Regions from separate parts of the Mus musculus genome. Here all the other regions are linked to region 6. Evidence: chromatin loops called from intact Hi-C (ENCODE). Cell type or tissue: heart. All regions are shown on one strand. Region 1 holds the start of Prpf38a (PRP38 pre-mRNA processing factor 38 (yeast) domain containing A). Region 2 holds the start of Tut4 (terminal uridylyl transferase 4). Region 3 holds the start of Gpx7 (glutathione peroxidase 7). Region 4 overlaps Tut4 (terminal uridylyl transferase 4). Region 5 overlaps Tut4 (terminal uridylyl transferase 4). Region 6 overlaps Coa7 (cytochrome c oxidase assembly factor 7). Region 7 holds the start of Cc2d1b (coiled-coil and C2 domain containing 1B).

What was found. Peaks named below come from ENCODE experiments on the same cell type or tissue, not always from the same donor. Only the 100,000 strongest peaks of a DNase experiment are listed, where the experiment ranks them.
Region 1: a loop joins it to region 6, with 3.0 times the contacts of the local background. A loop is called at or near these places in 9 of 42 quality-filtered maps.
Region 2: it touches region 6 in a loop (3-fold over the local background); 19 of 42 quality-filtered maps call a loop at or near these places.
Region 3: a loop joins it to region 6, with 2.1 times the contacts of the local background. A loop is called at or near these places in 7 of 42 quality-filtered maps.
Region 4: a loop joins it to region 6, with 3 times the contacts of the local background. A loop is called at or near these places in 12 of 42 quality-filtered maps.
Region 5: it touches region 6 in a loop (7-fold over the local background); 13 of 42 quality-filtered maps call a loop at or near these places.
Region 7: a loop joins it to region 6, with 4 times the contacts of the local background. A loop is called at or near these places in 12 of 42 quality-filtered maps.

The regions. Positions count from the first base shown.
Region 1 is chr4:108,577,139-108,581,138 of GRCm38, forward strand. Prpf38a (PRP38 pre-mRNA processing factor 38 (yeast) domain containing A) reads right to left here and starts at 2,198. Exons shown (of 10, transcript NM_172697.3): 1 at 1,847-2,198. The coding sequence starts at 1,976. It overlaps Orc1 (origin recognition complex, subunit 1), which reads left to right and starts at 2,316. Exons shown (of 17, transcript NM_011015.2): 1 at 2,316-2,437. In heart, no CTCF peak of the experiment used is centred here; a DNase peak (open chromatin) is centred at 2,213; H3K4me3 peaks cover 3,327 bases; H3K27ac peaks cover 1,953 bases.
Region 2 is chr4:108,458,895-108,462,894 of GRCm38, forward strand. It overlaps Tut4 (terminal uridylyl transferase 4), which reads left to right and starts at 516. Exons shown (of 31, transcript NM_175472.4): 1 at 516-745; 2 at 1,123-1,306. In heart, a CTCF peak has its summit at 1,841; DNase peaks (open chromatin) are centred at 437, 1,027 and 1,867; H3K4me3 peaks cover 2,973 bases; H3K27ac peaks cover 2,122 bases.
Region 3 is chr4:108,404,405-108,408,404 of GRCm38, forward strand. Gpx7 (glutathione peroxidase 7) reads right to left here and starts at 2,309. Exons shown (of 3, transcript NM_024198.3): 1 at 2,139-2,309. The coding sequence starts at 2,273. It overlaps Gm32297 (a long non-coding RNA gene), which reads left to right. Exons shown (of 6, transcript XR_003955247.1): 5 at 1,171-1,382; 6 at 1,712-2,143. In heart, no CTCF peak of the experiment used is centred here; DNase peaks (open chromatin) are centred at 1,617, 1,917 and 2,017; H3K4me3 peaks cover 1,945 bases; H3K27ac peaks cover 2,518 bases.
Region 4 is chr4:108,555,568-108,559,567 of GRCm38, forward strand. It overlaps Tut4 (terminal uridylyl transferase 4), which reads left to right. Exons shown (of 31, transcript NM_175472.4): 29 at 1-262; 30 at 1,755-1,907; 31 at 3,148-3,848. The coding sequence ends at 3,218. Among named protein-coding and RNA genes, the nearest start is that of Gm22345, 20 kb to the left of the region's middle. In heart, no CTCF peak of the experiment used is centred here; no DNase peak of the experiment used is centred here.
Region 5 is chr4:108,489,470-108,493,469 of GRCm38, forward strand. It overlaps Tut4 (terminal uridylyl transferase 4), which reads left to right. Exons shown (of 31, transcript NM_175472.4): 5 at 1,879-1,995. Among named protein-coding and RNA genes, the nearest start is that of Gm23138, 6.6 kb to the right of the region's middle. In heart, CTCF peaks have their summits at 460 (motif pointing left) and 2,202 (motif pointing left); no DNase peak of the experiment used is centred here.
Region 6 is chr4:108,337,265-108,341,264 of GRCm38, forward strand. Coa7 (cytochrome c oxidase assembly factor 7) reads left to right here. Exons shown (of 3, transcript NM_027250.4): 3 at 859-3,454. The coding sequence ends at 1,307. Among named protein-coding and RNA genes, the nearest start is that of Coa7, 11 kb to the left of the region's middle. In heart, a CTCF peak has its summit at 2,295 (motif pointing right); no DNase peak of the experiment used is centred here; H3K27ac peaks cover 637 bases.
Region 7 is chr4:108,617,921-108,621,920 of GRCm38, forward strand. Cc2d1b (coiled-coil and C2 domain containing 1B) reads left to right here and starts at 2,036. Exons shown (of 25, transcript NM_177045.3): 1 at 2,036-2,153; 2 at 3,592-3,674. The coding sequence starts at 3,609. Gm12743 (a long non-coding RNA gene) reads right to left here and starts at 1,935. Exons shown (of 3, transcript XR_003955254.1): 1 at 1,846-1,935. In heart, CTCF peaks have their summits at 2,106 and 3,825 (motif pointing left); a DNase peak (open chromatin) is centred at 1,971; H3K4me3 peaks cover 2,035 bases; H3K27ac peaks cover 1,994 bases.

The DNA.
Region 1 (4,000 bases), 240 kb after region 6:
TTAGTTTTTCTTGGCCTTAGTTTTTCTTGGTTGGAAGGTTAAATAGCTAAAGGTTTAGAGTTCCTAAATAGTCAATAAGAATTTAATATTAAGAGAACAAGAGCTTATTAATAACAGCCTTAAAAAGGAAAAAAACAAAAAACCCTGAGCATGGTGATGATTGCTCAGTCCCAGCACTCAGGAGGCAGAGGTAAGCAGATCTCTGGGTCTGAGGCAGCCTAGTCTGCAGAGTGAGTTTTAGAACAGCCAGGGCTACATATGCCTGGAACTACAGCACTACAGAGAGAGACAGACCCCTCGTCCCAGTCTCCATTAATTGTTTAGTCCATCAAGGAAGGGTGGGACTCATGAGTCCTCAATCTTTATACAACAAATTATGAGGGAAAAGTCCTCTTATTACTACCAGATGCTGGTCTGGGGTGGTGTACAACTTTAATGCCGGAACTCGGGAGACAGAGGCAGGCACATCTCTGTGAGTTCAGGGCCAGCCTGGTCTACAGAGTGAGTTCCTGGACAGCCAGGGCCAGGACTACACAGAGAAACCCTGTCTAAAACAAAACAAAAAAACAAATAATCATTGTCCTGGCTTCCAGCTAAGGATAATGAGAACAAAAAAGAGCTTAAGTGATTTTACATGCTCAAGAACCACAGCCAGAGTCACACCAGGTGAAGCTGAACAAAGCTACGACAGCTGACAGAGAGCCACTCTAAAAAACTTAGGAGCCAGCGAGGTGGCTCATGCCTTTAATCCTAGGGACCAGAAGGGGAAGGCAGATGAATCTCTGTGTGTTCAAGAGAGTTCCAGGCCATCCAAGGCCCCCTGTCTCAGGGGAAAAAAACAACAACAAAAAAACCCCAAAACAAAACAGAAACCTAAAGGACTAGGGGAAGCAGGTCAAAAATGAAACTACTGACCCATTTAAGAACAGCAAGAATTTTATTATAGGAATGGTGAAGTTCCTTGAACATCTTCAAGCTGCATTAAAGGAACCCTTATCTGGTCCCTGAGATAAACAATCTAGGACCCAGCAGACTATCAATAAATAAATAAACAAATAAATTAATTAATTTAAAAAAATGGAATGGCTCAAAAAAAAAAAAAAAAAACTAAAGAAATCCTTCAGCATCAAGAAAGACCGGTCAAGCCGGGTGTAGTGGCGCACACCTTTAATCCCAGCACTCGAAGGCAGAGGCAGGTGGATTTCTGAGTTCGAGGCCAGCCTGGTCTACAAAGTGAGTTCCAGGACAGCAAGGGCTATAGAGAAACCCTGTCTCGAAAAACAAAACAAAAAAAAGAAAGACCGGTCAAGCAGGACGTGGTGGCGCACGCCTTTAATCCCAGCACTTGGGAGGCAGAGGCAGAGGCAGGCGGATTTCTGAGTTCGAGTTCGAGGACAGCCTGGTCTACAAAGTGAGTTCCAGGACATAGGACAGCCAGGGCTACAGAGAAACCCTGTCTCGGAGCCCACCCCCCCCCCCCCCCAAAGAAAGAAAGAAAGAAAGAAAGAAAGAAAGAAGGAAAGACCGGTGAGCCCTGCGGTGCTGGTGTATTCCTTGAATTCCAGCACTCGGGAGACAGAGGCAGTTCGAAGCCAGCAGTTCTCCAGGACAGCCAGGGCTATTACAGAGAAACCCTGTCTCGGAAAACGGAAAAGAAAAAAGAGAAAAGAGAAAAAGATCGTGTCAGATTTGTCTGTGTCCCGTCTAGTACAAGTCCAGGCACAGAGCAGTTTATATGAATAGTTGACATACTCTTCCAGTATCACCCCCAAAGGGTCCGTCCTTCCTCACTCAGACAGAAGAAACCACCCGTAAGCCGAGACGCGGGCTGCGCGCTGTCGCTCACCTGTAAGTCCAAAACACTCTTCTTTCCAGTACTTTGATTCATAGATTCGCGTCCGGATGATCTTCTCCACCAGATACTGAGGGTTGGTGCCATGGATGCTGTGGGCATCCTTCACTGTACGGTTCGCCATTTTAGAACTCTTTCAATTCTATTTCCGTCGGCTTGCTTAATACGTCACATTCAGTATTTATTTAAAAGAAGGGAAAAAAAAAAAAGGACTACCGGAGGCTAGGGAAACATTAAGGAATCCCTTGCGACCGCGGAAAGCCACCAGCTTCGTACCGGAAGCTGTGGCGTAGAACTCTTTCGCCGGAATACGCACACCCCGCACCAGAGAGGGCCCAAGCAAATTGGCGGAAGTACGTCATGAACCCCCGGGAGGGCGTGGCGAGTGTCCGAAACGCCAATCAGAATCACACTGTGGGCGGGGTTTCGGTTAGTGGCGCGAAAAGTTTTCTCCTGTGCCTTCAGTTCTTAGTCAGCTGAGAGCTGGGACTACGTGTTGTAGCCGTGGTCTCCCGGAGGAGCCAGACCTGGACGAGCGAGCGTCCCCCAGCTACTCCAGTGCCTGGACTGCAAAGCGTCGGCGAGGTGAGTGCGGGTCGTTGTCCACGGACTGCATACACGTGCACCTAGGGCCGTCGGTGCCGGCACCGCTCGCAAGCCTGTAAACCTTCTCGCCTCCCCGGAGCTCCAGGAACACTTCCTGCACTGAAGGAGACCTCGGAGAAGCGGGTGGCGCCGGCCCTCGGTGGGGAGCCTAAGGCTTTGGCTCTCCGCGTGCACTGCTTCTGAAAAGCACTCGCAACCTTTCCTCTGGAACCGCGGAGCTGGTGTTGCTCTCCGCTTTACTGGTGATTCCGCCCAGAGACAGACTTTCTCTAAGTCACTTTCTGGGACTTTGGCGTCTCCTCTCCACATGGCTTGCCCTTAAGTGAGCTTTCATCTCCAATCACTGGAGAAAACATCTAATGGCTCGTATTCTACTTTCTTGGGTCTAGCCTTCTCTTAACAATTGGAGAAATTGGGAGTTCTAAGCTTTGAGCTGTGAGATTCCTGTCACGAGGTCTTTTTAGTTTTCCATAGAAGTCGAATAATCGTAATTATTTTCTACTGTAATGGTTTTTAGACATTTTTCTGTGTAGAGCCGGCTGTCCTGTAGCTTGCTCAGAACCAGGCTGGTCTCGAATTTAGAGACTGCCTCTGCCTCAGGCCCTAGAATTAATGGCATGCACCACCACACCCTGTTTTTTCAGAATTAGATTGGGGAAGGTGCGGGAGGGGGGTTCAAAACAGAGTTTCTCTCTGTAGCCCCGTTTGTCCTGGAACACTTATAGACACACATCTCAGCCCCCTCTCCTGAGAGGCTCCTCCAGACTGTTGTTGCTAATCCTTCCTATAGACAAGTTGTTCCTCTGGCTTCAGGATGAAGTTCTGGGGACAAGTCAAACTTCTTGGAATCCATTGTTTCAATAGTTGGCTACAGTAGGATGGGCATTGGTTTATCATACCGTATTTTCTCTTAGTCTGATTATCTTAGAACAGTGCTTAGCACACAGGCCTCAAATAATATTGGTTGAATAAAAAGAGATACTATTTTTCCATTTTGTGGATTAGGAAATGGGTCCGGTGGACCTGCCACTCTGATTGGGAAGCTGTATATATTACTGTATATAATAAGCTGCCAGAAGTAAATACTATTTTCACAGGTGATACGATGATACATAAGGTAAGGTAGCTTATTGGTATCTGACTGTTCAGACTTAACTTGTACAAAGATAACATCTCCCTTTCATTAGCAAATATTTATTATTGAGCATCTTCTATGAATTTACATTGTTCTGGGGTTACTTTAAAGATTTAAATGAGGTACATGTGTCAAGAGTTTGGGCTTAACTTTTATTAAGGTTCCTTTTATGTTTTTGCATTGGGTATGGTTCCTGTACTGGGTTCAGACTTGTGGTGTCCTTCCATGGATATCGCTAGAAGTCAAACTCTTCTCTTTGCCAAACCAATCCTCCTGGCTCCCCAGTCCATTCACCATTTTTGCTGATAATCAAAATCATTTTGCTGATGGAGGGGGGGGGTTGGGGGTGTGTGGAAGAGTAGTTGATTGAGCTGTGTATTAGCATTTCAACATGCTTTTATATGAGT
Region 2 (4,000 bases), 120 kb after region 6:
AGGAGACTGGTCAAATAATAATCTCGAGGCTTGAGGGCGGGGGGGGGGGGTGTCATTAAAATAAACTAACAAAGCCTTCTAGTCTTCCATGAGTGTAAATTTAAATGAGAGGAAGCTAACACATTTAAAAAAAAAAAAGGAGGAAGGAGGGAAGCCGTTCTTGGTAGTTGTTTCTATGCCCACCTGAAACTAAAGAAATGGTTTTCGAACTATTTCTCAAGATTTCTCTGCTTTGTTAGTCCTGAGGTGATGCAAAACTGGACTGGATGCAAGGGTGAAGGGGTGGGGGGCTCCCTCCTGCTAGCTGCTCGACAGTGCTCAGAAGTCAGGAATGGTCGCGGAGGATTCAAGAAATGCGTGGGCTGTCGGACAGTGACAAGCCCGAGCCTGCACATCTACGGCCTCTCCCTGGGGCACAGCTAGGCAACCTGCCCCCTTTCCCGCCCGGGGGCCTCAGGCAAGGCGCCCGCAGCCAGGGAGCCTGACGTGAGAAGCGCGACGGTGCACGCGACCCTAAGCTCGCCGGCGTCCTCGCGCCGCTTCCCGGCGTCGGCGTGCTGGACCGCAGGACCCTCTCTCTCTCTTTCTCTCTCCCTGCAGGCCCGCTCCAGCCAGCGAGCCGCGGGTAGCTCCGACCCTTTCCCTCCCTCCCTCCCTTCCTCTCTCCCTCGGGGGCCCGCCCGCCCCCAGCTCGGGCGCCGATCGGAGCCCGCGCGCGCTCGCCCGCTCTCCCTCCTCAGCGCGGGTGTGTGCGCGCCGTCCTCCCACCTCCATCCCCTCCTCATTGTTTCCGGGCGACCGCCACGAGCCCCGGAACGAAGCCCCTCCCCCCACGCCCCCCGGTCTACCCCCTCCTCCGCCGAGGTTTGACGGGTGCTTGGGGGGGATCCCCAGAATTAAAGAAGAGGGAGCCCCTGAACCCAGCTCTGGGAGGCTCTGCTCCCCGCCTCCGAGGCTATCTCCTCCCATCCCAATCGGGATCCCAGGCTGGGGAGAGCCTCCGACTCCCCTCCCCCCTCGGCCGGGCGCCACTCTCCCTCAGCCCCCTCCCCTCAGCGGGTCCTCCTCTTTCTCTCGCTCCCTCCTCCTCCCCCTCCCCGTCCCTTCCCCCCCACAATGCAGTTCGCGGCGCGGCGGACATGGCGGTGGAGTCCTGAGCTCGTCGTGTCCTGGCCTCCATCGGCGGCGGCGACGGCGGCGGCGGCGACGGCGACGGGGGCGGCAGCGGCGGCGGGAGGCGGAGGGGGAGCCGGAGCCTCTGAGATGAGGAGGCGTCGCGCGCGCCTGTAGCTCGCGGGCTTCTCAGGTACGGGGCTGCGGGCCGCCGCGCTGCGCGGGCTGCCGAGGGGGTGTGCTCGGCCGCTGAGCCCGGGGGCCCCCAGCTTGTCCCCTTCAGGTGCGGCGCCTCGCAGGTGTCCGCGCCGCCGGAGCGCGTCTCCGCCGCCCCCTCGGGGCCTGGCACTTCCTCCTGGGCTGGAACTGGCTTCTGGTGTCCCAGGGGAAAGCCGAGGGAAGGAGGGAAGTCGAGAAGGCGGCCTGGGCGGCCTGAGGAGGGCTTTGGGGGGCCGACCTTAGGGAAAGCTGGGGCGCCCGTCCGGCCACCGAAACCTGTTGTAGACGGGGTAGGAGTATCTGAGTTAACGGGATTGGTCTAGCCTTCGCTTAGATCCAGTGCGTGTTTGTCTGTATTGTGTGCCTTTCTTTCACCCTGTGTATGTGTATGTATATATACACTTGTAAACACACACACACACAGCGTGTCCTCCCCGCCATCCCCCGGGCTTGTCCTTGTCGGGAGGGAGCAGAGGTAGGTTTGTGTGGATTTCGTTTCCTGCTCACCCGCCGTCTCTGTCCCCCGCCCCCCAGTCGAGAGGTGCTGGTACTGCGCGCTTTTGACGTGGGTAACTGTGAGATTCGTATTTGTAAACAGACAGCACTTCCCCAGTGTGTCGCACGCCTTCGCAAGTGGTTTCTGATCCTTTTGATATCAGGATTACAAAAGAATGAGGTGGTTAGACCTCAAAGAAGCAGCGGGATTTCTAGTCAGTACCTGAATGGGATTAATTACTGTTATCTTAACGTTGGTTAAACATTTTAAAAAAGAAGATTATCAAACTTTAAAGCAGACGAATCTTGTACCTTGCGTGAGATTTTAGTTTTAGTATACCATGTTTCTTCATTTCGATACAAAAGTAATTCCTTAAACATTTGACGTTCTGCGATCTTTTGTAATCTTAGTGTCCAGAAATGCAATTTGAATTGTGATTTGTTGGAATGAATTTAATAATTAGCTCGCGGAGGTCATATAACCTTTTATATCTATAGATGTATCCCCTCCCCCCTCCAGAGCGTACCTTGGAGCAGGAATGTGTTTGAAGCACTTGGTGAAACAACATACTCTGTTTTGAAAGGAATAAAATAAGATAATCCCAAGTGGATTTGATTATTTAGGGAAAATGCCATTCCCAAATGTTGAATTGTGGCAAGTTTTAAATGTCGACTGCGTGTGTATGCACTTAACATTTTCTTTACTCAGAGCCCATGTGTATCCCCTCAGAAATATGGTGTACACTTACATCCTACTACAGATTAGCCACAACTTGTAAAACTATGAAATATTGTTTGATTTGGCTTTTCTTAAGATAGCTCACGAGCATACAGTGTGCTTTATGGTGCCTTTATAAACAAATTATACGGAGGGCTTAAACACCATCAATGTTGGGAAGAGAAGTTTAAGCTGTTTCTCATTTTAAAAATATTATAAACAAAAGGAAGTTACCTTAACCTCTTAGATACTGTGCTCTTTTCTTTGCATAGTTTTATTTGGCTAGTGTAGAAAATGGTTAAAAAAAAAAAGTAAAGCTTCCTTAAAAGAGTCTAAAAGTGGAAGTGAAAGTGAGTGACATGTTCATGTTTTAAGTATGGTGAACATCTAACCATAGAAAGAAAGTCTTCGTTAGCTTTGGCCAAGATGTTAGTACAGTCAATAAGGTATTGACACATATATAATAAACTTACTTCAAATTTATAAACTGTAACTTACCTAGAATTACATCTGATTTTGGTTAATTTAAGAATAGTGCTTTGCATGTTAAATTTAAGCTTTAAAATGAAATTTTATGACTGTAATTGTAAATACTTTTATAAGGCAGCACTTGGAGGTGATTTGTTTTTGTTTTTCCGAGACGGGGTTTCTCTGTAGCCCTGGCTGTCCTGGAACTCACTTTGTAGACCAGGCTGTCCTGGAACTCAGAAATCCTCCTGCCTCTGCCTCCCGAGTGCTGGGATTAAAGGCATGCGCCACCACTGCCTGGTTTAAAGGTGATTTTTTTATTTGTTCTTATAGAGTGTACATTTTTGTAAAAATAGAGAACGTTTTTTTAAGCTCAAAATTAACCTTGACATACATAAATGCTTATTATCTTGTGTTCTTTTGGGGAGGGGGAGCATTTTGAGACATGGTTTCTCTGTGTAGCTTTGGCTGTCTTGGAACTGGATCTGTAACCCTCACAGTGATCAGACTGCCTCTGCCTCCTGAGTGCTGAGATTAAAGTGGTGAGTCACCACCACTCAGCTAGATTGTGTTGTTGTTTTTTTTTTAAAGATTTATTTATTATTATATGTAAGTTCATTGTAGCTGTCTTCAGACACACCAGAAGAGAGAAGAGGGAGTCCGATTTCATTACAGATGGTTGTGAGCCACCATGTGGTTGCTGGGATTTGAACTCAGGACCTTCGGAAGAGCAGTCAGTCCTCTTAACCACTGAGTCATCTCTCCAGCCCCTAGATTGTGTTCTTTATAATCAGGATCCATGGATAGAAAACAACTGAATTTTCTGACTATGAAAAGATTTGGTTTCAGAGAAACAAGACATTCAAGACTTAACCTGCAAATGCTGATGCTCATAAGTGTTGTTTAGCACAAGTTTTAGCTTTTTATGATGGTACACGATTTAATCCCAGTGCCTGGAGGCAGAGGCAGGTAGATTTCCGTGGGTTT
Region 3 (4,000 bases), 67 kb after region 6:
CCCTGTTTATTGTAGAGTTCTGGCGTCCTCCTAGCCTGAACTGACTAGATGCCTAGGCTTGATGACCAAGAGTAGTTCCCCATGGCGGTCTGTGGCACATACCTGTAATCCTAGCTCTAAGGAGCTGAGGCAGCAGAATTTCAAAGTGGAGGCCAGCCTAGACAGTAAGACTGTCTCTTAAAAAGAAAAGAAAAAAGAAGCAAAGCAAGGAAAAAATGTTGCATGCCTTTGATTCCTGCATGTAGCAGGCAGAGACAGAGTCAAGTGAATCTCTATGAGTTCAAGACCAGCCTGGCCAACTTGAGCTCATTACCTCACATAGCCGTAGCTGGCCTGCGACTTGCTATGTTGACCAGATTGGCTTTGAACTCACAAATATCTGCTTGCTTCTGCCACCCAAGTGCTAGGATTAATTGTGTGTAGGCTAATTCTATATCCTATACCTTTTAGTATTTTTAAAGCTTTTTTGTTTTGTTTATTTATTTATTTATTTTTGAGACAGGTTTTCTGTGTGTAAGAGCCCTGAGTGTTCTGGAAGATTCTGTAGATCAGACTGGCCTGTAATTCAGAGATCTCCCTGCTTCTGCTTCCCAAGTGCCGGGATTAAAGGCATGCACCACACACCCGGCCTTTTTTTAAAGCTCTCATTGCTATTGGGATTGGCTGGTTCAGTTTTCAGTGCCTTATTTATTGTCTCTTCTCCCTATAAACTTGATTAAAACATGAACGTGTTTTAATCACCATCTGTCTACCTTCATTACAGGCCTTCCCTGACTAGTAAATGGCCTTGCTCTTTGCTGCCGTTTGTCTGGAGTCTTGGATGCTGTCATTGACAAGACCTGTCATCCATACAGAGCGCCTAAAGCTTACCTAATGTTTCTACACTGTTTTCTCTCTTGAAACTTACAGCACACTGGTCAGGGCAAGGACTCTCAGTGTAATCGAGAACAACAAGGCTATTGAGAATAGTTTTGCCCCTAAAGATACTCTTGCTTGCAAGAAAAGCCTACTGAACCATCCAACTCTGGATGATGGGGTCACAAGTCAGTTAGTGTTCAATAGCAGTCTTCACACCAGGATCTCCAACTCCAACTCAAGAGACAAAAGGTTCTTTGAAGGATTTTTAAAAATTAATTAATTACCTTTTTTTTTTTTTTTTTTTTTTTAAAGATAGGGTCTCACCATGTAGCCCTGGCTTTCTGGATCGCCCAATGTAGATAGACACTAAATTGGTCTTGAACTCACAGACTCTCTTCCTTCAGCATGCTGGGATTAAAGGTGTGTGCTACCATGCTCCTCTCTTGAGAAGATTCTTCATCGCACCAGAGTCTCTGAACTTTACAGTTCAAAGTCTCCCTGGCAGTCAGCCTCATCTAACACCGGTTAGTCTAGCAGTTTGTATCTCTCAAGTACCCGCTGCTGAAATCCCTGGTCCACCCTGACCTTTCTTGTTGTTTTGCTTCTGTGTCTGGACTTGGCCAGCTCTCTCTGTCTGGATTGATCTGTCTTGCTCAAGTTTTATTTAAAAGACCCAATCCTGACACACTTCCTTCTTACTGTGATTCGCCTAGTGAGTAGGGCAGGCCCATTAGCAACTCCATCACAACTGCCCTCTAAGGGGTGGGTCTTAGGAGGATCAAGGATGGGAAGGGTGTATAGGGGGTTCTCTTACAACTTGGATTGCTTTCCACTGTTGTATCTTTGCTCTCAGGGCCTGAGGGTGGATTCTAAGAATCATGAAAAGGTCCATTTTTGATGGTCACTCCCTCCACTGCACATTTGTCTCTCTGCGTTCTCATTGGACCCACTGTTACAGGAGCAGAAGCTGGACTGGACCGGCAAAGGGCCATAAAGGCTAGGGTTTCTTTTCCACTTGGGAGAGGCAAAGCGGAGAGCGGAGGGCATTCACCTTCCGGGTGAGATCCTGAGCCTCGCAGAGCGCAGTCAGCGCGGGTGGCTCCTAAGCTGTGCCACGTAGCCGCAGGCCTGAGTGGGCAAGGGTTTGGGAGCGCCGGTTGCACCGATCTCGCGGCTGGGATGAGCAGGGTGGTGTCCGAGCTGTGGCACACCCGAGAGTAGCATCCCCACGGAGCCCCTCCCTCCCCTCCGCGCCAGGCCCGCAAGGAATCGTCACTCACCGAGCCACGGTACTTCTCCAGCGACACCAGCTTGCCCCGGATGTTGACCGCCTTGAAGTCGTAGAAGTCCTGCTCGGATTGCGCGCAGGCCGCGGCCCACAGGAGCAGCCACGCCGTCGCCACAGCTGCAACCATGGTTCACTCCCGAGGTGGCGACTTGGCGAGGGCAAAGACAAGGCGGAGGGGACCCCGCCGTGTGGGGCGGGAGGAGGCGGCCCGCTGGGCAGGACGCGCCCCCTTCTCAGTCGTCTCTGCAGGCGCAGAGTCCCGGCTCTGGACCTCAGTTTCCCTAGCTGCTCTGCGCTGGTTAGCTTCAGATCGCAGGATCCTGTTTTCTTGAGGCTGAGACCAAAATTCGCTCAAACTCAAGCTCAGGGCGCAGAGACTTAATAGGGAGATAGCGGAGAAAAATCTGTGAGGATTAGCTTCTAGTGCCTGGCCTTAGGCGGATCGCTCCACCACTCTGAGCCCCAGTTTCTTTACGGGAATATTACCTAGTGTAGAATTGGGAGTACTGGACTGTAACGGGAAAGTGCTGGAAAACAATTTGATAGCTGAACGATGCGTACAAACTTTAGGTTAATGGATGTAGTGTTTCCCCAAAGTCAGACAAGTGTGGGAGACAAGTCTGCTGCGGTTTGGATTCCAGCAGTGCATGGGGGTTAGGAGAGCTTGCCTATCTAGTCAGTCACTGGATTATTGCCTCCTTACTGGAGGTGCAGCAGGAGCCAAGAAGGCCCGGTATCTCCAGCAGCTGACAGTTAAAAGCTCTTTGTGGACACAAACGTGGGTAGCAGCTGCAATCTCAAGTTAGTGACAAGAGATCTCAATAGCAAGCTACAGCGTTTCCCAGGCGCAGAAAAACGTCTATGACACCCATAAAGGGCCAAGCATCCGGTGGCGACTTAGTATGAGTTAACACACATTTGGAGTACCTGTTCTATGCCAAGTTCAGCTCTAGCCCCCCACCCCCCACCCCCCACCCCCCACCCCCACCCCCCGTGCAGTGAGGGAAAACATGTGGGCTTCCTATTCAGAGGGAGATAGGACACTAAAAATTTTACAGTTAACTCCAAAACTACAGTTGTGGCCGGTACAGTACCACCTAATAAAGTCGAGGTTGTGTGTGGGCAAACGAAAGGAGGTTTGAACTGAACTCTTGACAAATGAATAGAAATTATTCAGGTAAAAGCAGAAAGTTGTACAAGGCCTCCTGGGAGAGTGAAACATGATACAATGGGCAACAAAGACTAGTTTGGCTGACATGAAAGTACGCTTGGGGGTGGGGGAGGGGAGGTAGTCGTGAGGCCACACAGCCTCCGAGGGCCACAATAAAGTTTACAGGCTTGCCCTACATGATAGCCAATGTCTTTAATCCCAGCATTTGGAGGACAGAGGCGGGCAGATCTCTGAGTTAGTGGGCAACCTGGTCTATATAGTACCAGGCCAGCTGTGTGTGACTTAATAGGGAGACATCGTATTAAAAAAAATTACAAGCCTTAAACTAAGAAATAAAGTTTTGGGTTTTTTTTGTTGTTGTTGTTGTTTGTTACTATTAGCTAAAGCATCTTAGTGAGGCCCACATATAGCAGATAGATCCCTCTGGCTTTTTTGTGGTACTCAGACAGGAAAAGGCAGGAGCAGATGCTGGAAAGAAGAGACCGAGGAGCTTTAAGGTCCGGTGATGATCACAGCAGAGAACATAGTGGGAGAGGAATGGGAGTTAAAGTTGGGCAGGTTTAGTGAAGGCTTGGGGGGGGGGCGGGGGGGGGGAGCAGTGAGGGGAGGGGTTGGCTGCTTGGATTAAGAAGGGGTGAGGCAGATGAGCCTGGGGGAGTCTTCAGGGCCAGCTGGGGAAAGGC
Region 4 (4,000 bases), 220 kb after region 6:
CATTATTCACCCATGCACAGTATGGGGTTACTGCCAATGCACCCCCTGCAGATCCCTGCCCCATCGTGGCCCATCCACGGCCCGATGCTGCACTCTGCACCTGGCAGCACCCCCAGCAACATTGGCTTGAATGATCCCAGCATCATCTTTGCACAGCCTGCTGCCAGGCCCATGGCAATTCCCAGCCCTTCTCACGATGGACACTGGCCTCGGACCGTGGCTCCCAATTCCCTGGTGAACAATGGTGCAGTGGGTAATTCGGGTAATTTCTCTTTTTTTCTTTTATATTTGGTTGTGGAAAGGTTGGGTGGTCAGTATTATTTGTTGATCATGGAGTAACAATGAGAAAAAAGGAAGATAATCTGTATTTATGAAAATAGAATATAATATTCAACAAACAATAATCATTTAAGATATATTTTGTTTAAGATTATGTCTCCCTTTTCATTTCTGATATTAATTTGGGTACTATGTTGATTTTCTCAAAGAACCAGCTCCTGGTTTTGTTGATTCCTTTTTTTTTTTTTTTAATTTATTTTTTTTATTTGGTTCTGTTGATTCTTTGTATAGTTCTTTTTGTTTCTATTTGGTTGATTTCAGCCCTGAGTTTGATTATTTCCTGCCATCTACTCCTCCTGGGTGTTTTTGCTTCTTTTTGTTCTAGAGCTTTCAGGTGTGCTGTCAAGCTGCTAGTGTTAAGCTCTCTTCAGTTTCTTTTTGAAGGCCCTTAGAGCTATGAGTTTCCCTCTTACCACTGATTTCATTGTGTCCCAAAAGTTTTGGTATGATTTGTCCTCATTTTCATTAAATTCTAAAAAGCCTTTAATTTCTTTATTTCTTCTTTGACCAAGTTATCATTGACTAAGGCTTGTCTTAAATACCAACAAAAACAACGGAAAGCACATATATGCATGGAAGCCACTAAACTTTTTAAATCATTTACAGCTGAGGTTCCAAAAAGAGATTATAGTAATTTTCAGAACAGATTTGAAGCTATGTATGTTTGGTTACAAATCCCAAGTTTTCCACCATAGTACCTCAACCTTTTTTTGTACAAGCTTCTTTTGTAATAGGATTCTGGCTTAGTTGATATTAACATAAGGGTAAAAATCTGAAGTTTTATAGGATGATATATTAAAATTCTCTGAAATGTTTATCATCACCTACCTGACCATTTCTTCATCCTGCTGATTGGGTCATTGTTTGTGCCTGTTGGTGTGTTTTTGTTTTTTGAGTCAGAGTCTCTGTGTAGCCCTGACTGTCCTGGATTCATTGTGTAGTCCAGGATGGCCTTAATCCACCTGCCTCTGGTTCAAGTGCTGGAATTAAGTGTGTTTGCTACAATGCTCAGCTTTGACATTTCATCTTTGTGGTCTTTTTCTATGAAGCTGATTCTTTTGTGGTCCCAGACTTTGAGTGCTTTCTTGTTGTCAAGACTTTTGACACAATCACTCTCATCCTTCTCTAAAATGCTCATCTCATCACTTCTGTCTGTCCTTTATGATCTGGCTAGCCACTGTAAGGAAACCTCTTACCTCCGAATTCTAGATTAGCCATCTTTGGTATAGCAGATATATCATTGTATATAACATATATATAAATACTTTGAGTAAATAAATGCTTGATTCTTTAAGAGAAATTTGGTATCTGGATTTAGCATAATGCACAGTTACTTAGTATATCTCTACTATAAAGTAATATTTGAATTACTATTTTAAAATGTGTTTGTTTTTTGTTTTCTTGTTGAAATGCAGAGCCACGCTTTCGAGGACTAAATCCTCCAATTCCATGGGAACATGCACCACGCCATTTCCCCCTTGTCCCAGCTTCGTGGCCTTACGGTTTGCATCAAAATTTCATGCATCAGGGAAATCCAAGATTTCAGCCCAAACCCTTCTATGCTCAAGGTACTAGTGCTTTTGACGCAGTCAGACTGGGTGGGTTTTCTTCTGAGCTGGGAATCTCAGTGGAGGCCTTGATTTAGGAGTAACATCCATGCATTCAGTAAACATCTATTGAGACAGCATACTGGATGCCAGACTATATTCACTACTTGTTACTTAAATACTAGGTAACGCATGGTATCCATACTTAATGCATATTTTAATAAGAGAGCAAAGCCTGTAAAAACAGCCAAAAACAGTATTGAAGCGTAAGGTAACAGTATTCTAGTTTTCTACCTAGGTAAGGTCTTATCATGGATTGCATCTGAATTTCATCTTATAAGAATTATTTATTACCCTAGAATTTAGAAAGAAGGAAGGTGTTCTTCATTAAGGGAATACATGTAAAATGTCACTGAGTTTTTTCTGACATAAAAAACTAACACTAGAGAAAGGAGGTGGATATTAAAGATTTGTAAATGGTAATTCTAGATAGGGAAGGTAGGCTGAAAATCCTGTAAAGGAGTCTGAATTTAATTTAGGAAAGTGATAGTAAAAGTAGTTCAAGAATGATACTAGGACCAATTAGATTCATTTACTGCTAATAGCATTGACTGAGTAATAAAGATTATAGACCATACATTTTAAGGGCTAAGACCATTTTATCTAAGTTCTTACTTCAAAATTATCAGTCTTAAGAGGGAGTGACCTTCCTCCTGATCTATGAACTGGTGGACACTTGGATAGTATAAAGCAGTGGTTCTTAACTTGTGGGTTGTAACCTCTTTCAAAGGACCCTTTCACATGGGTCACTTAACAGCATTAGAAAATATATATTTACATTCTAACTTGTAACAAAAATAAAACTACAGTTATGAAGTAGCAATGAAAAGAACATGGTTGGGGTCACCACAACATGAGGAACTGTATTAAATGGTCCCAGCAGTTGGGAGGCTGAGAACTGCTGGTATGGAATGGATGGCAGGACCCTGACCTTGGTTGGGTTTATCTCTTGAGCAGAGATCTAAAACTGAAGAAGTCCTGTCAGCTATAAAAGAATTTGCAGTTTTTCTACGTGTGAGGTTCTTTCCCTTGTTTCTTGCCCTTTGTTTCCTGTCTTCATACACCTATATTTGTTTTTCCTCCAAATGTTGTTATGTGGATTTTTAAAAACACTGTATAACTAGCTAACAAATTTATTTTAAAGGGGGAGTTGAGGTAAGTAGATACAAATCCTTCAATCTGCTCTCTGTATTGTCTCCAGCAGACAGATGTGCCACGCGTCGCTGTAGAGAGCGCTGTCCCCACCCACCACGAGGAAACGTGTCCGAGTAATGCCAGCCCACAGCAACCAGCCAATCCTGCTGTCTCAAGGGTATCCGTACCTCAGTGTCAGTTACACTCAGCAGAAAAAGTGACATTAAGGAAAACAAAACAAATCAGGTTCTGATTTAAAATTTTAACACACGTTTAGATAGCTTATTTAAATTCTAAGACTGTTTTTAAACACTGTATTATTTGTATATAAATATGAACTATAGTTTTTACTGGTATCACTAAATTGAGTGATACAAATTTCATCTATTTTATTACCCTATTTTTAAGGGAATTTTATGTTTTGTTTAACCTTGATGAATTGTATAAAGAGAGAATTTAAAAAATTACATTCTTTATTTTCTATTAGCTGTATTCATACTTTGGTTGCTTCAGACTTTATATATATTGTTCTTAAGGATTAGGAAAGGATTTCATGTGTTTTAAATTTGTCACTTCTATTCTTTACAGAACCTTGTAGTGCCAAAAACTTTTTAAAAGGTCAAAAAAAAAAATAAAATTACAACATAAAGATTCTGAAATGTTTTTCCTTTACATACTTGTATATTGAATATATTCAAATTTGAATGGAAAGTTGCTTTTGTCTGTATTTGAAGTTCTATTTTAAGTTAATAAATCTTTTTGACAAGAGTCAAATTTGGTTAATTCATCTGGTATAGATGTTAGAAATACATTTGTAATAATTGAAAGAATTTACTCTCAGTGACTGTTCCAGATCAGACTTAGTTTTAGAGATTCAAAGATCTTTCCCCCATTTTTCTGGATTTTCACAACCACCGTAT
Region 5 (4,000 bases), 150 kb after region 6:
AAAAGTTAATAATGCTCTATAAATGTTGAGTTTGTTTCTAGTAGTCTATGGTAGGATTGTTTCTAAATTTGATGCAGGTTTCTTATTAAAGGATATCATTTATTGAGGCTGTAGAGATGGCTTAGTGTTTTAAGAGCATTTGCTATTCTGACAGAGGACCTGAGTTCAATTCTTAGCACCCACGTTATGGTTCACAACATCTCTGTAATTTCAGTTAAGAGGATCTTGGACATTATCTTCTGGGGCCATCATATACATGCAGTGCACTTAAATACTTTTAAACCAAATTCTAACATACATGGAATATGAATAAATAAAATCTTTTTATTTAAAAAGAATATATAGGGCTAGAGAGATGATTCAGTGCTCTTCCAGACTGCTCTTCCAGAGGTTCTGAGTTCAATTCCCTGCAACCACATGGTGGCTCATAGCCATCTGTAATGGGATCTGATGCCCTCTTCTGGTGTGTCTGAAGAAAGCTACAGTGTACTCGTGCATAAAATAAATAAATAAATCTTTATTTCCCCCCTCCAAAAATATATATTTCCAGATGAAAAAACCCTTTTGTCAGGCATTCCATTGAATATTGAAGATTAATCTGAAACAAAATGCTAAATATTACTGAAATTTTAATGTAAGACAATAGAAAGAGTGATATAAAATTAGCATTTTAAAGCTTTCTTTTTATTTAATGCATATAGGTGTTATTTTTACTGTAAAGGAGTGTTGACTTTGGACTTAGATACGTATGAACTGAAATTCATTATGTCTTCAGTACTATTGAATTGGTGTGAAGTTCCAAGCTTCATAGTTTTTATATCTATAAAATAAAAATATTAATCTTACTGGATTATTAAGAATTAAAATGACAATTGATATATGAAGGATTTGGCATAGTGTCTGATACCTTCAACCACTTATTTTATTATTTTGAGAAAACAAAATCATGAGTGAAGTACTGTGACTTGTAATTTTTTTGGAGGGGGGAGGGAAGGAAAGGGTTTATTTGGCTTACTCTTCCATACTGCTGTTCATCACCAGGGAAGTCAGGACTGGAACTCAAGCAGGGCAGGGAACAGGAGCTGATGCAGAGGCCATGGAGGGATGTTACTTACTGGCTTGCTTCCCCTGGCTTGCTTAGCCTGGTCTCTTATAGAACCAAGACTACCAGCCCAGAGATGGTCCCACCCACAAGGGGCCTTTCCCCCTTGATCACTAATTGAGAAAATGCCTTACAGTTGGATCTCATGGAGGCATTGTGACTTGAATTTTAACGTGCCCAAATTGTTGTTCCTTCAGAGCATTTACCTCAAGAGAATATCAGTTTATTCTCATGATACTGTGATTGATTGGAACATTTTTAGAATACAGTCTTGGAAATTGTCTTCAATAATGTGATCCATTCATTTCATATCTCAACATAAGGGTATATTTTATTTTTCAGAGTACTCATAAAGACCAAAAATTAAGTTTGAAATTGATTTTGAGAACAACATTGGAATAAGATTTAAGGAGCAAGATGATATTAGATAAGTAGTAGTAAGCCTATTTAGCATTTTTGTGCTACAGTTTGAAGTTAGTATTTGATATTCTATAATGGCTATCTTGAAAACGTTAATTATCTTGAGTATATTAGTTCTGACTGCTTATTAAACATCAGTGTTCTTGCAGTGCTTTCTTGTTTTCTTTCTTGTGGTGCTAGTGGGTGTCTAACCTGAAGTCCTAGCACATGCTAGGCATGTGTTCTACCACTGAGCTTCATAGCAGTTCCTCAGTGCCTTTCCTGTCTGTTGCGGTTATATAATTACATTGTTCACTTATCTAATCTATCACTTCTTGGATTACTGAAAAGATGTGTTTTTAAACTTGTTTCTTCAGCGGTCACCAGAATATACCAATTGCCGCTATCTATGCAAACTTTGCTTAATTCACATTGAAAACATCCAAGGAGCACATAAACATATAAAAGAAAAACGACATAAGAAAAATATTTTGGTAAGTTACTTTTAAAAATGTTCTTTAGTATTTGAATTGTAAAAGCATATTAATAACTAAAGTGATAGCCTTGAAAGCTGTGATTAATTTATCTCCTGTGATTAGAAGGAACCTTCTAGGTACCAGTTTAATCATGCTAAAGATAACTGAATCTGGGGCTGGTGAGATGACTCGGAGGTTAAGAGCATTGATCTGATGCCCTCTTCTGTTATGTCTGAAGACAGCATACAGTGTACTCATATGTATAAAATAAGTAAATCTTTTTTTAAAAGGAAAGAATCATAAAATTAAAATTAAATCTCTCAGGTATAGTTAATTTGTCCATTTTCTGAACAGCAGCAGCAGAGAGAAGGCACAGCTTCATTCTGCAGTAGCATGAGGAGTTCCCTTAATTTTTTAAGGAAACTGGATCTTTGGCTTTAATTCAAAATGGAATTCCAGGACAATCAGTGTGAAGTAGGATTGGGATTTATTAAAAGACTGTGTTGTGTGTATTTATGAAGGTGTTAATGACTTGTACTGAGGTCATGGGAAGACTTTGGGAGTCCTGCTCTGTCAGTCTCTGTCTGCCTTATTCCTTTGAGATATGGTCTGAACCTGGAGCTAGGCTTCCGGCCAGGAAGTCTTGTTCTTCCTCTCTCATTGTTGACTCCACAACTGACTTTTTAGATGAGTGTTGGGAGCTGAACTCAGGTCCTCATACTTGTTTACCAAGCTTTATTTCCAGCCCTGGAAGACATCTTTATTTTGATAATTCCTTAACTTTTATTATAATTTATTTTGTGCACATGGGCACACATGCAGTAGTATACATTCGGAGGACAGAGGACAACTTTCAGGAAGAATCAGTTTTGTCCTACATTGGATTCTGGGATTAAACTCAGATAGTTAGGATTTGGTGGGAGGGTCCTTTACCCACTAAGCCATCTCCCTTTCCCCCTAAAAGTCTTTGTTTGAGACAGGGTTTATGTGGTTATGTTGATGAGGCTGGCCTAACTCGCTTCCTGAGAACTAGGATTAGAGAGTGTACCACCATGTTCAGAAACACTTTTCTTTTGTTTAGACAGGAGTTCTTTGTGTAACTCTGGCTGTCCTGAAACTTCCTCTGTAGGCTACGCTGGCTTTGAACTCAAAGAGATACCTCTGCCTCCTAAGGGCTGGGATTAAAGGTGCACACTATTCCTGGCCGGCTTCTGCATTGTGTCTTAATGTAGATTTTAATCACCTAGGTTAAGAAAAAGGAGGCCTTAGGAAGTAAGGCATACCCAAGTTTATTGGTGTGGGGTTTTCAAAGAGCAGCACTTCATTATCTTTGTAACAGTCACATGTAGTATTTGAATGGGTTTTGAGTCTTCAGAACCTTTTGTGTCTTCAAAAGATTGCTAGTGGAGACTAAATGTGATTATAGGGTGATTCCTGTGGGGTACCTGACAGGATTAAAATTGATAAGGTATAAAAGCCTATAGGGATCTTAAAGTTAATTTCTCTTTATTTCTTTCTTGAGATTTCCAGAAAATGTCTAGCCAGGAATGAAGTCCTTCCCAAGATCAGGTCTTTATGCCTTCAACCTTGTTCCATGCTATTTTAACAAAATATGAAAGGACTATATCTGTAGCCTTCATGGCGAACATTTATTGTGTGGACTCTGGGACGAGGAGCTCTTTTCATCTCCTGCGTTCATGTAATTTTTCTTGTCTTTCTACCTTGTCTCACATACCTGCTTGATATTTATTGTCCACTTACTACATGTAAGTAGTGGTGAATATGATAATCATGGTTTGTGTTCTTGGCCTTCCTAGTAATTGGTAAATAAGTGTTTAGGTATAGTGCATCTTATTAGAGGGAGAAATGTGCTAAGGAAATGTACAAGGATATTTTTTCTTGATCTAGAACAGGGAAGTATACCTGGAAAATAATCTTTGAACTGCACTTTAAAATAGCAGTTTAAAAAGCAAAATAGTAAGGTGGGACATTAAAACATCATAATGAAAGATCTCTATAGAAG
Region 6 (4,000 bases):
TTGAGACAAGATCTCTAGACCTGGGTGCCATTGAACTCACAGATATCCCCCTGCCTACTGCCTTTCAAGTGCTGAGATTAAAGGCTTGTAGCACTCATTGGGCTTTTTTTGTTTGTTTGACTGTTTGTTTGTTTTTAAGTCTGCCCTGGAAGGTTAGTTCCTGGAGCTTTGTAGGATCAGAATCCTTAGGTTCTCCAGGTCCTTGTGCACAGAGTATTCGCATAAATACACATCCTTCTATACACTTGAAATCATTTCTAGTTTGTGTTACCTAAGACAGGATAATCTCTAATGTAAATAGTTGTCATACATTGGACTGTTCTGGGAATAATGACGGGAAAATCCATGCATTTTTAGCACAGCCATGTTTTTTTCCCTGAATATTTTCAGTCCATGGTTTGTTAAATTTGCAGCTGCTGTCTGGTTTGAATGCTGTAATGGTACTTTTAACTAATGGGATCTGCATATGCAGAACTCATAAATATGTAGGGCCAACTGTAAGTTTAGACTAAGAAACATTCAGTTACTTATTTTAAAATGCTCTGTCCTCACTGAAGCCCCAGGAGATAGTCTCTGGTACTCTGACTTGGCATGTCTCTTCCTGTCTCGGCTTCCCTATAGGATAGTGAGGGAACCAAAGATTTCATGGCTACCTAACTGGCTACCCTCCTCCATCTTGCTTTAGCTCACAGGACTTGACTCAGGGATTGTTCCCCAACCTTGGCTAGAAACAAAGGTTCGGCCCTGGTGACTGGGGATTGAACCCAGGCCCTCCTACTGTTAAGCAAACACTCTCCCACTGGGCTTTCTGGCCAGCCCCTGAGTTTACTTTTTCTTCTTTGTTTTCTGTCTTTGCAGGTGGCCTGACTCAGGACCTAAAGGCTGCCTCTTCCTGCTTTCTGATGGCCTGTGAGAAACCAGGAAAGAAGTCTGTTGAATCCTGTCACAACGTTGGACTACTGGCGCATGATGGACAGGTCAATGAGGATGGCCAGCCTGACCTGGGGAAGGCCAGGGACTACTACAGCAGGGCCTGTGATGGTGGCTATGCAGCCAGCTGCTTCAACCTCAGTGCCATGTTTCTACAGGGTGCCCCTGGCTTTCCTAAGGACATGGGTCTGGCGTGTAAATATTCAATGAAGGCCTGTGACCTGGGCCATGTCTGGGCCTGCGCCAATGCCAGCCGCATGTACAAGCTGGGAGATGGTGTTGATAAGGACGAGGCCAAGGCTGAAGTGCTGAAAAACAGGGCCCGGCAGCTGCACAAAGAACAGCAGAAAAACGTCCAACCTCTAACATTTGGGTAGTGCGTTGCCCAGCCCCCTTTCCAGCAACAGACGATTCACCCTGGCAGCTCCTCTCCCACCCGAGAGGAGCCCTTGGAGGTCACTCAGTGCCATCTGCTCCAGCTTGTCACCTGCTGGGAGTGGCTAGAGTGTTTTAGTAAATGATCCTTTGTGTGTACTCTGTGAAGACACCTACGTTTATGGGGGTGTGTCTTAATTTCTAAACTGGACCTGTGAGAGGAGTAAACGGCAGAGCCGTAGACTTTTGGGGGCTGGGGAGACAAAGAGAAGTTGGGAAACTTAGCAGCCTGGGCCTGAAAGAATCAGCCATCGTTATCATTTTAGTTGGAAGAGCTTGAAAATTAGAAAGTATCCTAATTTGCATAACAGAGGTCTTAGAACATGGAGGCAGTCACGACTGCCGCCCTCTGCCTTACGTAACCCAGCCGTGGTGTGTGGTGTGGGCTCCTTGTCGATGCAGTCAGACCTTTCCGCAGACTTAGAGGGATCAGGGGCCTCGTGCTGAAGAAGGCTGAGGTGGTTACATTAGCCTTGCTTCCCCTCCTCTCGACAAATCTCTGCAGTTCAAAATTAGCCTCTCGACTGGCTCTGCTCCTCCAGGGAAGACAGATGACTCTGGAAGCAGCTCCAGCTAGGAATTTGGGACATGATGACAGGAAGCTGTCCACTGAGCCTCTCCTCTCTTCTCCCCTCCCCTCCCCTCCCCTTTTCTTTTCTTTCTTTTTCAAACAGACCCTTGTGCTGCCTTCTGCTGGCCTTGCCCTAGCCCTGCCCCAGCCCCACTGGTGCTGGGGTTACAGGCACGCACCACTGTGCCAGGCAGGACTGAGTCTGTTAAACAGGCGAATGCAGTGTTTCAGGTGCTTTTCCATCTGCTGTGCTGCTGTTCTCCAGATCCTGGCAGGATGCAGTGTGTTCATCATGGTGTGTATGTGTGTGTGCCCTTTTAAGAATTTTTTCCCTTCTGTTGTAACTCTACTTGTCACCAGGGGGCGAGCTTGTCCTTTTTCTCTGATAATTCTACCGTTGTCTGTCACTACCCTGGTCCCCCTATGTGGCAGTGTGGCAGCTAGCTTCCCAAGAAGACAGGCTTGCCTTTGAAGGTTGAGAGCACAGCCCCCTGCCTTCCGAAGTCCATTCAGGAGAGAGTTTTTCCTGAGTGCAGAAACAGCTTTTAAAAGACATCAAGTTTGTTTTCAGAATGTCTTGAAAATAGTATTTGGTGTGATTGAACACCATAGGCCAATGAGCATTGGAAAGGTGCTAATCATGCCTGGGCAACTACATAAAAACCACAGGAACACTTCTGCAGTGCCTGATGACCCACGTTTAGTCCCTGAGAGCGAGCGCACAGTGGAAGTAGACAGCTGATTCCTGCACATTGCCCTCTAACCCACAAAGGAGTGCACACACAATCAATGAATACATGTAATAAAACACGTGAAACAAGACAAATGATTTTTAAAAAGCCATGTGTGGTGGTGCACTTTGGAGGCAGAGACAGCCTGGTGCACATAGGAAGTTCCAGGGGTACATAGTGAGACCCTGTCTAAAGAAGAAAAAAAAAAAAAGAAAGAAATGGCAAATGTATGTGTGAGATGCCCTCTGCAGCATGACAGGAGGGGTGCAGACTGCACTGCACACACTGCTGTGACTAGAGGGGCCACACACCAACGCAGGAGGAATGCAGAGTGGCAGGGACGTGCATCACGAACTGGGACACAGTGGCACAGCCACTTGCAGAGACAGTATTTAAAGGAAACGTACAGCATCTTTTGGTAATCTTGTCCCTTTATAATTCCCCAGGGGAATTAGAAATATGCTCGTACCAAAATGCATGTGCATTTTCTTAGGAGCCTGTTTATAATTGCCAAAACTTGGAAGCAGTGACGGTGTCCTTCAGTAAACACAAGGATAAATGGTACATTCAGTGATGGAATATTTACTTCAGAAAAGAATCACAAAAGACAGAGAGGGCCCTATTGAATGAAAGGCCAACCAATCCATTCTGGATTACAACTGGAGGATACTGGTATCCTCAAAAAGTGGACCCATACTTTTGGTCTTAGATTTGGAGACAGAGACGGGTGATCTCTTGAGTTGGAGGCCATTTAGGGTTAGATATAACAACTTTGTCATGAAAAACCAAAAGAAAGAAGGAAGGAAAGAAACAGTACGTTAGAGCTTGGCAGTGTGTCTCAGTGGTAGAGTACTGTGTTCCAGCACTGCAGTTAAATCTGAGGTGGCCGACTGCAGAGCTGGCTCAGCAGACAGGAGCACTCGCTGCTCTTACTGAGGACCTGAGTTTGGTTCTATCACCCACATGTCGGCTCAGAAACTTCTCCGTCTAGTCCCGGGGGATCTGATAACCTCTTCTGGCCTCTGTAGGCGAATATGGAACACCGATATATATGCAAGCAAAAGTCTTATACACAACATAAAGTTCTAAAAAGTTCACGTGACAGGACAATTGGAAAACTTTTTTTTTTTTTTCTGAGACAGGGTTTCTCTGTGTAGCCCTGGCTGTACTGGAACTCACTCTGTAGACCAGGCTGGCCTCTGAACTCAGAAATCCGCCTGCCTCTGCCTCTGAGTGCTGGGATTAAAGGCTTGCGCCACCACACCTGGCTGGGAGAACATTTTTTCAGGCACACGAGACCACTCTGTTGGTACTCTTGACAGTGAATACAGGT
Region 7 (4,000 bases), 280 kb after region 6:
TAACAGCTGGGCATGACTTCATGAGTTTGTAACCCCAGCATTGGGGAGAAGCGACTGGGGATTCCAAGAGCTCACTATCAGCAAGACTAAGCTGAAACAGCTTCCAGTTCAGTGAGAGACCTTATGTCAAGGGAATAAGGTGAGGATGGAAAGCTGCAGATGAAAATGCGAGGTCCTAAATGAGCATGACATACAAAACATGCTCACAAGCACAACTCCAAACCCATTTTTCTATCATCTGAGCACGACAATAGCCTCCAGGAAAACTATGTGTAGAGACGTAAGAAAACAGTGTAGGGCTGGAGAGATGGCTCAACGGGTAAGAGCACTGACTGCTCTTCCGAAAGTCCTGAGTTCAAATCTCAGCAACCACATGGTGGCTCACAACCATCTGCAATGAGATCTAATGCCCTCTTCTGGTGTGTCTGAAGACAGCTACAGTGCACTCACATATAATTAATTAATTAATTTTTTAAAAGGCTTGTGCTAGCATACCCATTGTTTAAAAAAAGAAAAAGAGAACAGTGTAAAGTTTATTTTGACATAATTGGCACAATGGTGATTCTTTGCCATTATCCACTTACATGTGGTGAGTTTTTTTTTTTTTTTCCTTCTGCACTGGTCCCTCTGGCCATTATCCACTCTTAACCCTCCTTGTTCTATTATTATAAACTATCTCCTAAATTATACTCTGGCTCATTTGAGTCTGTTATGTGGGAAACACAAGATCTGGGAGCCTGTGGCAGGCCGGAGTGAGAGTCCAGTAAGAGGACAGATCCCCACTGAAAAGGAACTGTTGCAGAATGGGAGATGAAGTCAGTGGCCACATCTCCTGTTAATTTACATACACGGGTATGACTAGGTCTGGGAGGTAGCTGGACTGGCAGGGTGCTTCTAGCAGGAACAAATCTCTGTGTCTCATCGACAGCACCTCAGAAGTCCCAGAGGTGTAATGCCTGCACTAGGAGATGCAGACAGGAGGATCACAAATTCCATGTCATCCTTCACTACAAATCAAATTCAAGGTCAGGATTGAGTACACGAAAGTTTCAAACAAACCAGCCAGGTGGTGGTGGTGCACTCTTTAAGCCCAGCACTCAGGAGGTAGAGGCAGGTGGGTCTGTGTGACCTTGAAAACAATCAAATGAAAAAACCCAAAGCTGTAGGAATCACTATCTACTGTGTATTATTTGTGTGTGTTAATTTGAATGTCGGAGTGCAGGCAGGCCTGCATCTGTGTAGGGTCAGAAGACAACTTCTGGAAGTTGCCTTAGTAAGGCAGTTTATGAGTCAGAGTTCTTACTATGTAGCCCTGGCTGGCCTAAACTAGACCAGCTGCAGGCAAACTAAAGGACTCTGCCTCTGCCTCCCGAGTGCTGAGATTTAATGCATGCGCCACCACGAGGGCTGCAGAACTGATCTATCAGAACTGAAGCCTGCAGTCTCTCCACGAAGTGAGACTACGCACGTGGTGTGGGGTATCTCGGGGTTTGGTCTATCTGCAGGTCAGTTCCATCAATCCCCATATAACAGGACTCCTTGAGGTAGAGGCGACCCTTCAGCTTGCAGGGATGCTCCGGCCTCAGTTAATCGAGGGCTTTGGTTCCTCTAATCTGAAGTTTTGTCCTGCCCTCTGACTAGAAAGGAGCTCTATTTCCCAGAGAGCTGGTTTTCCGTGCCTAAGCTGCACAGACTGGAGGAAGCCGCATCCTCCAGGATCTCAGCACAGGGACGCGGCTCGGCTGCCTATTGGTAGCCAGTAGGACGCGGAAGCGCCGGGGCGCGCGAAGAGAACCAGGTAAGAGGCCTCTCGGAGAAACTACGGCAGGAATGGGGCACGCCTACCGTGGGTGAAGGACGCAGCACGCCACACCTCACGACGCTGCCGCCAGCCGGTATCGCGTTACCTGCTCCAAGATGCCTGCGCGCAGCCGGCCCCACCCTCGGCGTCACCTGTGGGCGCGCCCCGCCCGCTTCCCCGCGCACATGCGCACGGCGACCCGCCGGCTGTGGTGTCACGTGCCGGGCGCCTGCCACCGCCTCCTGGGCGGGAGCTTCCTGTGGCTGTCTCCGCCGCGGCCGCCCGGGGGCCGCGGAAAGCTAGGCGGTTCCGGGCTCGAGAAGGCCCGGTTTTGGTTCGGATCCGCCGCGAGGTATGCCACGTGCCCGCTTCCCGGCGTGTGGACTCTGGGGGCGGCCGGGGAGATAGAGGCGGCTTGGGTCGGGCCGGGCGGAGCCTGGCATCGGGAGGGCCGCGACCGGCCTGCGGCAGCGGAGCATCTCATTCTCCCGAGCTCCTTCACTCCCGCACCCCACCCCGGCTGACGCTTCGCTGTTGACTGCAGTCCGAAATGTGACACTTGGAGTGGCTTACGCCTGTGCGCTCACACCAGGGAACCTCGCAGCCCTGTTGATTCCCGCTCCGGACGCGGGATCGTGTCTTGTTTCTTAATCCCCACGCCACCTCACGCTTCTTCATAGATTTGCAAGATGCTCAGGGCTGAGGTTTCCCGCCCTATATGATCTCCCACTTCCCTGGGCACCTTCTGCATCAACCCATAATGCTTCCCAGTGTCTAACGCCCAAGTGTCTTTAAAGCCTTAAAGCTGTTTCTCTTTCTCCCCTAGTTCATGCCTTCATTTCTAGCCTTACGGTTTGGTTTATGCCTCCGTGGTGCTGGGCGTTTCTTCTCCTTGTGTAGGCCAAGCCAGTTCTCACCTCAGAACTGGTGTCAGTTCGTTTGATTTGCTTGGAGTTCTGCTATTCCCCAGTGTGCAAACTTCATGACTCAGCACAGGCATCGTCCTCTCCTAGATGTCTTTTCTATGTCCTCGATAAGGGGCTGCCTCTTGCACCCATTGTCCCTGCAGCTGCTCTGTGGTCGTTGTCTGCCCATGGGTCTGTTTCCTTGAAGCCTGAGGTAGGAGCAAATGAGTTCCTTCCAGTGCTGGACAGGTGGTGCTACAGTACCCGCTGACCACTTGTGACACCTTTCAGAGGATCTGAATACTGAATCAGGTGCAGAGTGCCCACGGGAACTGATGATGAGAACGATCCATGCCTGTGCTGCCCAGTGGTACCCATTAATCAGATTCACCTACTGAGCACTTGAAATCTGTCTGGTATGACTGAGGAGCTGAATTTTTAATTTAAATGTAAATAGACACATTATTTGCAGAACAGACAGCCTGTCCTGGAACTCACTCTGTAGACCAGGCTGGCCTCGAACTCAGAAATCCGCCTGCCTCTGCCTCCCGAGTGCTGGGATTAAAGGCGTGTGCCACCACGCCCGGCGACAGCACTGCTTTTAAAAGCCTTTCCAAACCATTGTACCTCAAATTGCTTCCATAAGTCTGCCTTCCATGGTCACCAGTCAGTTCAGAAATTGTGTTTCCACCCCCACCCCCCATATCCCTCTGTTGACAGTGGTCCCCTGCCTTCCGTCCCCTACCTCTCCTTGCCTCTGTGCTATTAATTATAAAGTGGTGTTTTAGCCCGTGGGAGTAAGTTCCCTAACCACGGGTACCACTGTTGGGGGCCATATATCATCATCTATTCCAGTCTGAGTCTCTTCAACTTTACACCTGATAGGTATCTAGCCTGCCAAGATGCCAGGGCCAAGACCTCGGAAGGGCCCTAAGACCAGTGGCCAGGGTGCTGAGACTGCCAAGCAGGTATGGATGTGGTCTCCTTCACCCCGGGTCCACATGGAGTATGGATCTCTAAACATTTGTGGCTAAAGAAATGGCTCAGTGGTTAAGAGTGCGAGCTGCTTGCTACTTAGTGGCTTACGACCACAGCCACCTCCAGTTCTAGGGGATCCAACGCCCTCTTTTGGCCTCCATCGGCACTGCAGCCACATGCTGTACATACATATATATGGGAACAACTATCATACACATTTATTTTAAAAAACTGAAAAATCAAAACAACAATAACAACAGCAACAGAACCAGTTAAGGTTGGGTTGACTATGAGTAGTCAAAATAATGGACATAGA